Regions from separate parts of the Homo sapiens genome. Here region 2 is linked to region 1. The links are chromatin loops, found by intact Hi-C in ENCODE. Cell type or tissue: IMR-90. All regions are shown on one strand. Each heading gives the region's core, and the rest is flanking DNA. Links, peaks and the distances in the headings are about the cores only. Region 1 overlaps CALCR (calcitonin receptor). Region 2 has its middle 25 kb from the start of SAMD9.

Region 1 (2,924 bases), core at 330-2,829:
GCAACATGGCAAAACCACATCTCTACCAAAAAAAAAAAAATACAAAAATTATCCAAGTGTGGTCATGCGTGCCTGTTGTCTCAAGCTACTCAGGAGGCTGAGGTGGGAGGATCACTTGAGCCAGAAAGGTCGAGGCTGCAGTGAGCTGTGATCCCACCACTGCACTCCACCCTGTCTAAAAAAAAAAAAAAGAAAAGAAAAAGAAAACAAAAAGTCACTCACTCATGGGCCCAGCTTCAGGACAAATGTTGGGAAGCCACCATTTCAGGCTCTGCGGCCAGACAGTCTGGGTTTGACTTCCAGCTACTGCCACTTAAAAACTGTGTGGCTTTAAATACATTATTTAACCTTTATGTAAATCAGTTTCTCAATGAGGATCATAATAATAGCGTCTTTGTCACAGTTCTCTTTAAGATAAAGGGTAATCAGTCACATAAAAATAGTATAACCATATAAGTTGTCATTCAAACTGGTATGCTTTTGTGAGTGAACAGGGATGTTATTAAAATTATATCAGGACAACAGGTGTGAGCTAGTACTTTCTTGGGAAATACAGGACATAGGGGTTTGCTCTATAATAAAACACCTGGCATGATACCTGGACTTTGCATGATACCTGGACCTTGTTAGAGTTAATGGGCTATTAACATCCTATTAATAAAATACTAATATTGCCTATGGGATTATGGTAAAAAAATTTCTTAGAATATGGCATTCTCTTTCATATTAGCATTTTCTGAATTTGTTAATTTGCAACAGTATTTTTTTTGTTATTTTCTTTCAGTAAGGGGAGAGAGTACTCAAATATATATGTGTAGGAGAGCTTCTTACCACTATTTCACTTGTTTAGCCCCTACTTTAATCCCTAATTAGGCTTAGTTGCTAGAGAAAACTCACTTTGTCCAACAGAAACCTAAGCATGGAGTGTAGTGAGGAGATTCCTTGCTTTTGCTCCAATCTCCACCCTTGTCAGATGATGAAAAAGGGGTGATATGAGGTCGATCCCATGGTAGTAGCAGGACTAAAGTTTAACTTCAGGAAGTTGACAACTATTTTTGTTTAGATTAAAAAAAAATTTAATACTGTGTCAAAAATCCAGCAAAAATAATTGGTAATTCAGAAGTCCCATGAAGTAATCTCTATACTTCTTGCCAGCATAGGGTCTTTTTAAAACATGTTCTCAGGGTCCTGGCTAGCCTAGCATCAGCTGCCCCAAAAATGGGGCTTCCATCATTTTTTGGCAAAATATCATCGAAGTCCAGCAGGCAAGGTTGTTTGACCTGGATCTTTTAATTCAACATAATCCTAATATGAGGACATACCACGTTAAATTTCTGTTAAATACAACTTCTTAACCAGAATTCACTTTGTTTGAGCCTGTCTATCTAGAGGCAGAAATTACACTGGATAGTTGAAATTCTTTTAATATTTATTGCCCTTCTAAGTCTAAATTTAACAAAACCAGCACTCTACAGCCAGAGGACAGGATTTTTAATCTATGTAACATGAAAAGCAACAGCATATGTGAAAGTCATATTTTATTCAGGAGCCGACTAAGTTCCTTTATTCCTGATAATAATATCAACTGGAATAGCATTTGTGTAAGGCCTCTGTGTTTACAAAGTAGGCCAAGATACATATATCACATGAGTACCTTATCCTTCCCATCCCACCAACTTAACATGCAGCAGGCCCAACCTTATCCATGAAGCAGCCTAACGAAAAAGTCCAAGCAGTAGTACCATAGAGCATGTTTTCTGCCCTTCTCCACAGTCTGGGGAAAGCGTGAGACAGCTCCAGAAAAGATGAGTTCATATTCAGCCTGGGAAAGCTGCACAGTGGCCTTTCCTGCTGCTCAGCATGAAATGAGCCATGAGCAGCATGAAATCACTGACCACAGGTGTAGAGATTCACAGTGACATAAATATCTTTGCTGTTGAGCAGTTGGAGGAAAGCTGTGGGAAGATTTGCCATAAGCTCCTCCTGGCCAAATCTGCCTTTATAAAGAAATGGTCATTTAGGTCACACTGTTGCTGAGAAGCTTGGTAAGTCCCATTCCAACTTCCAATTAAAAGACCTACGGAGAATTAGAAAAACATGTAGATGAGTCTATATCTCAGACCATTTGAAGGAGAAAAGCAAAATACCACACAGTGAAAAACTAAAATCTTTTATGTGTGAAAAAAAACCTTCATAAACAAAATTTACAAAGAAAAATAAAGGCAAAATCACAATCTATATAATAGATGTTATTAAAAATACATCTAAGATGTTTTAAAATTCTTTCAAAAATGACAAACTAATATGAAAATATGCAAAGAAAATAGAAAGCAAATACCAAGGGGAGCAAAAACATATGAAAAATGTTCAAATTTACTAATGATGAGAGATGTAAATTAATGTAATTAGTACCATATTTGCCTACAAACTGGAAGACTTTTTAAAAAATTGTGAACACCCAGCCTTAGCTAGTATATGGAGACTCTATCCCTCTTGATTTTAATTTTTTAACCCTTCTTCCATTTTATTAATATTTGGTATCAGAAGAAATTTTGTTTTTCTTTTATTCATTAATTTTGGCATTATTTTTTTTAGTTTCTTATCAATGTAAGCAGGATATAGTTTTTTTTAACAAAATTAAAAGTTACTATCTCTTAACGGAAGAGTGTATTCCAACTACATTTATGGTCATAATTGTCATGATTGGTCGTAAGTTATGCTGCAAATTTTTCAATTTCTATTCTGCTTTTTTATTTTGTTTGTATGTTAAGCAGTTTATGTCTTGTTTACTTTTAATTTCTACTGAAATATAAAAGGCAGAAGTACTGTAGCAATTATTATCACATACAAATATACCCTAAGTACTAATTGTAATAATTACTGAGGCCAGTAACAGAAGAAAAAATACAATTAAACAATAATTT
Region 2 (2,924 bases), core at 133-2,632, 450 kb after region 1:
CTGGGACTATAGGCACATGCCACTGTGCCCAGCTAATTTTTGTATGTTTTGTAGAGACAGAGTTTTGCCATGTTGTCCATGCTGGTCTCGAACTCCTGAGCTCAAGCAATTCACCTGCCTCAGCCTCCTAAAGTGCTGGGATTACAGGTGTGAGCCACCATGCCTGGCCTCACAAACTTAATTATAGAATGTTTAAATTCTGTAATTTGGAGGAGGAGGAGGAGCAAGATGGCTGAATAGAGCCCTCCAGCAATCATCCCCCTGCAGGAACAGCAATTTGAACAACTGTTCATATAAAAATCCACCTTCATAAGAACATAAAATCAGATGAGTGATCTTAGTACCTGGTTTTAACCTACTGATAAGGAAAGAGGCATTGAAGAAGGTAGGAAGGACAGTCTTACATTGCCTACACCACACCTCCCCGAACCCCAGCAGCACAATGTATGGAGATAATCTGTGTGTTTGAAGGAGAAAGAGCAAAGTGAGTGTGAAACTTTGCATTTGAACTCAATGCCACTCTGTCACGGTGGAACACAACACCAAGTAGAATTCTGCCAGTGTCCATGAAGGAAGCATTTAGACTAGCCCTGAGTCAGAGAGAAATTCTCTGTCTCAGTGGGAGAAAGTTTAGTCCTGGCCAGCTTCACCACCAGCCAACTAAAGTGACCTGGTGATATGGTTTGGCTCTGTAGTGTAGAGAACCAAGGATAAACCTAGTCCTTGAAGGATTCACCACCTGCTGACTAAAGTGGCTGTGGGCCTTGAGTAAACATCAGTGGCCGCCAGGCAGTAGTGGCCATGGGCCTTGGGCAAGCACCAAAACTGTGCTGGTCTGGGAGACAATGGGCTTCAGGTACAACCCAGAGCAGTGCCTGCTGGGGTGGCCATAGGAGTGTCCATGTCACCCTTCCAACAGTTCCAGAAGGCCCAGTGCAGAAAGAGAGACTTTTGCTTAAGGAAAAGAGAGGGAAGAGAGTAAGAGACTTTGTCTAGGAACCCAGGGAATTCTCCTTTATCTTCCCCAAGTCCACCAAGATTGTGTATCTAGGAGTCTGCAAAAGCTTCAGTGTTCTTGGGCTTAGGGCACTCCCTAGTGTTGAAATGACTGCAGTAACCATAGGCTTAAGTAGCAATACTCAATACCCTTTGAAATCATGAAAAACCCTCTCAAGAAAGACTGGCATGAACAAGACAAGACTGTGAATACTGGAATAAACACCTAACTTTTCAATGCCCAGACATCAACAAACATCCACAAGCATCAGAAACATCCAAGAAAACATGATCTCATCAGAAAGACTAAATAAGCCACCAGTGATCAACCTTGGGGTGACAGAGATATGTGACCTCAGCCAGGGAATTCAAAATAGCTGTCTTGAGGAAGCATGATGAACTTCAAGATAATACAGAGAAGGAATACAGAATTTTCAATCAGAGAAATTTAACAAAAATTGAAATAATTTAAAATTTAAACCGAAATTCTGAAGCTAAAAAATTTAATTGACAAACTGAAAAATGCATCAGAATATCTCAACAGCAGAACTGATCAAGCAGAAGAAAGTATTAGTGAGCTCAAAGGCAGGTTATATGAAAATATACCACCAGAGAAGAAAAAAAAATGAAGTATGCCAACAATATCTAGAAAATAACCTTAAAAGGGCACATGTAAGAGTTATTAGCCTTAAAGAGGATATAGAGAAAGAGATTGGGATAGAAAATTTATTCCAAGAAATAACAAAGAATTTGCAAACTTATGAGAAAAAATATGAATATCCAGGTACAAGAAGATCAAAGAACACAAAACATATTCAAACCAAATAAAACTACCTCAAGGAGTAAACTAATTAAGTTTTCAAAAGTAAGGATAAAGACAGGATCCCAAAAGCAGCAAGAGGAAAGAAGCAAGTAACATGTAAATGAGCTCCGATATATCTGGCAGCAGACTTCTCAGTGGAAACCTTATGGATCAAGAGGGAATGGATTGACATATTCAAAGCGCTAAAGGAAAACAAGTTTTAAACTAGAATACTGTATCCAGTGAAGTTATCTTTCGAACAGGAATGAAAAATAGACTTTTCTACATAAACAAAAATAGAAGAATTTAATCATCACCAGACCTGTCTTATGAGAAATGCTAAAGGAAGTTCTTCAATCTGAAAGAAAAGGATGCTAATGTGTAATAATAAATCATAAAACTCACTGATAAAATTAAGTACCCAGGTAAATACAGAATACTGTAATACTGTAATTATAGTGGATAAACCACTCATATCTTTAGTATGAATACCAAAAGGCAAATTATCAAAAATAATAACTACAACAATTTGCTAAGAGATAGACAATATAAAAAGACGTAAACAGAGACAATAAAATGTCAAAAAGTGGAGGAGATAAAGTGTAGAGTTCTTCAATTTTCTCTTTGCTTGCTTGTTTTTTCTTTTCTTTTTTGTGAACAAAGTTGTCATTAGTTAAATATAATTGGTTATAAGATGTTATTTGCAAGCCTCATAGCAACCACAAAGAGAACACCTATTTGATACACAAAACATAAAAAGCAAGAAATTAAAACATACTACCAGAGAAAATCACTTATACACAAAGGAAGACAGGAAGAAAGGAACAGAGGACTAATAAAACAACCAGAAAACAAAATGATAGTAGTAAGTCCTTACTTATAATAACATTGAATACAAATTAACTAAATTATCCAATTAAAAGGTGGAGTGGCTGGATGAATTAAAAACCAAAACCCAACTATATGATGCCTACAACAAATTCACTTCACCTATAAAGACACACATAGATGGAAAATGAGGGGATGGAAAAAAAGATATTCCATGTGAATGTAAACCCAAAAAAAGGTCAGGAGTAGCTATACTCATATCAGATAAAATATATTTCAAACAAAATCTGTGAAAGAA

The links. Peaks named below come from ENCODE experiments on the same cell type or tissue, not always from the same donor. Only the 100,000 strongest peaks of a DNase experiment are listed, where the experiment ranks them.
Region 2: it touches region 1 in a loop (5-fold over the local background); 8 of 110 quality-filtered maps call a loop at or near these places.

What each region holds. Positions count from the first base shown.
Region 1 is chr7:93,543,844-93,546,767 of GRCh38, reverse strand. All of the region lies in intron 2 of CALCR (calcitonin receptor), which reads left to right. The region is part of intron 1 of LOC105375400 (a long non-coding RNA gene); the gene reads right to left. Among named protein-coding and RNA genes, the nearest start is that of CALCR, 29 kb to the left of the region's middle. In IMR-90, for the core only: no CTCF peak of the experiment used is centred there; no DNase peak of the experiment used is centred there.
Region 2 is chr7:93,091,095-93,094,018 of GRCh38, reverse strand. No RefSeq gene overlaps it. Among named protein-coding and RNA genes, the nearest start is that of SAMD9, 25 kb to the left of the region's middle. RefSeq lists an enhancer at 1,060-1,109. In IMR-90, for the core only: a CTCF peak has its summit at 1,091; a DNase peak (open chromatin) is centred at 1,078; H3K27me3 peaks cover 269 bases.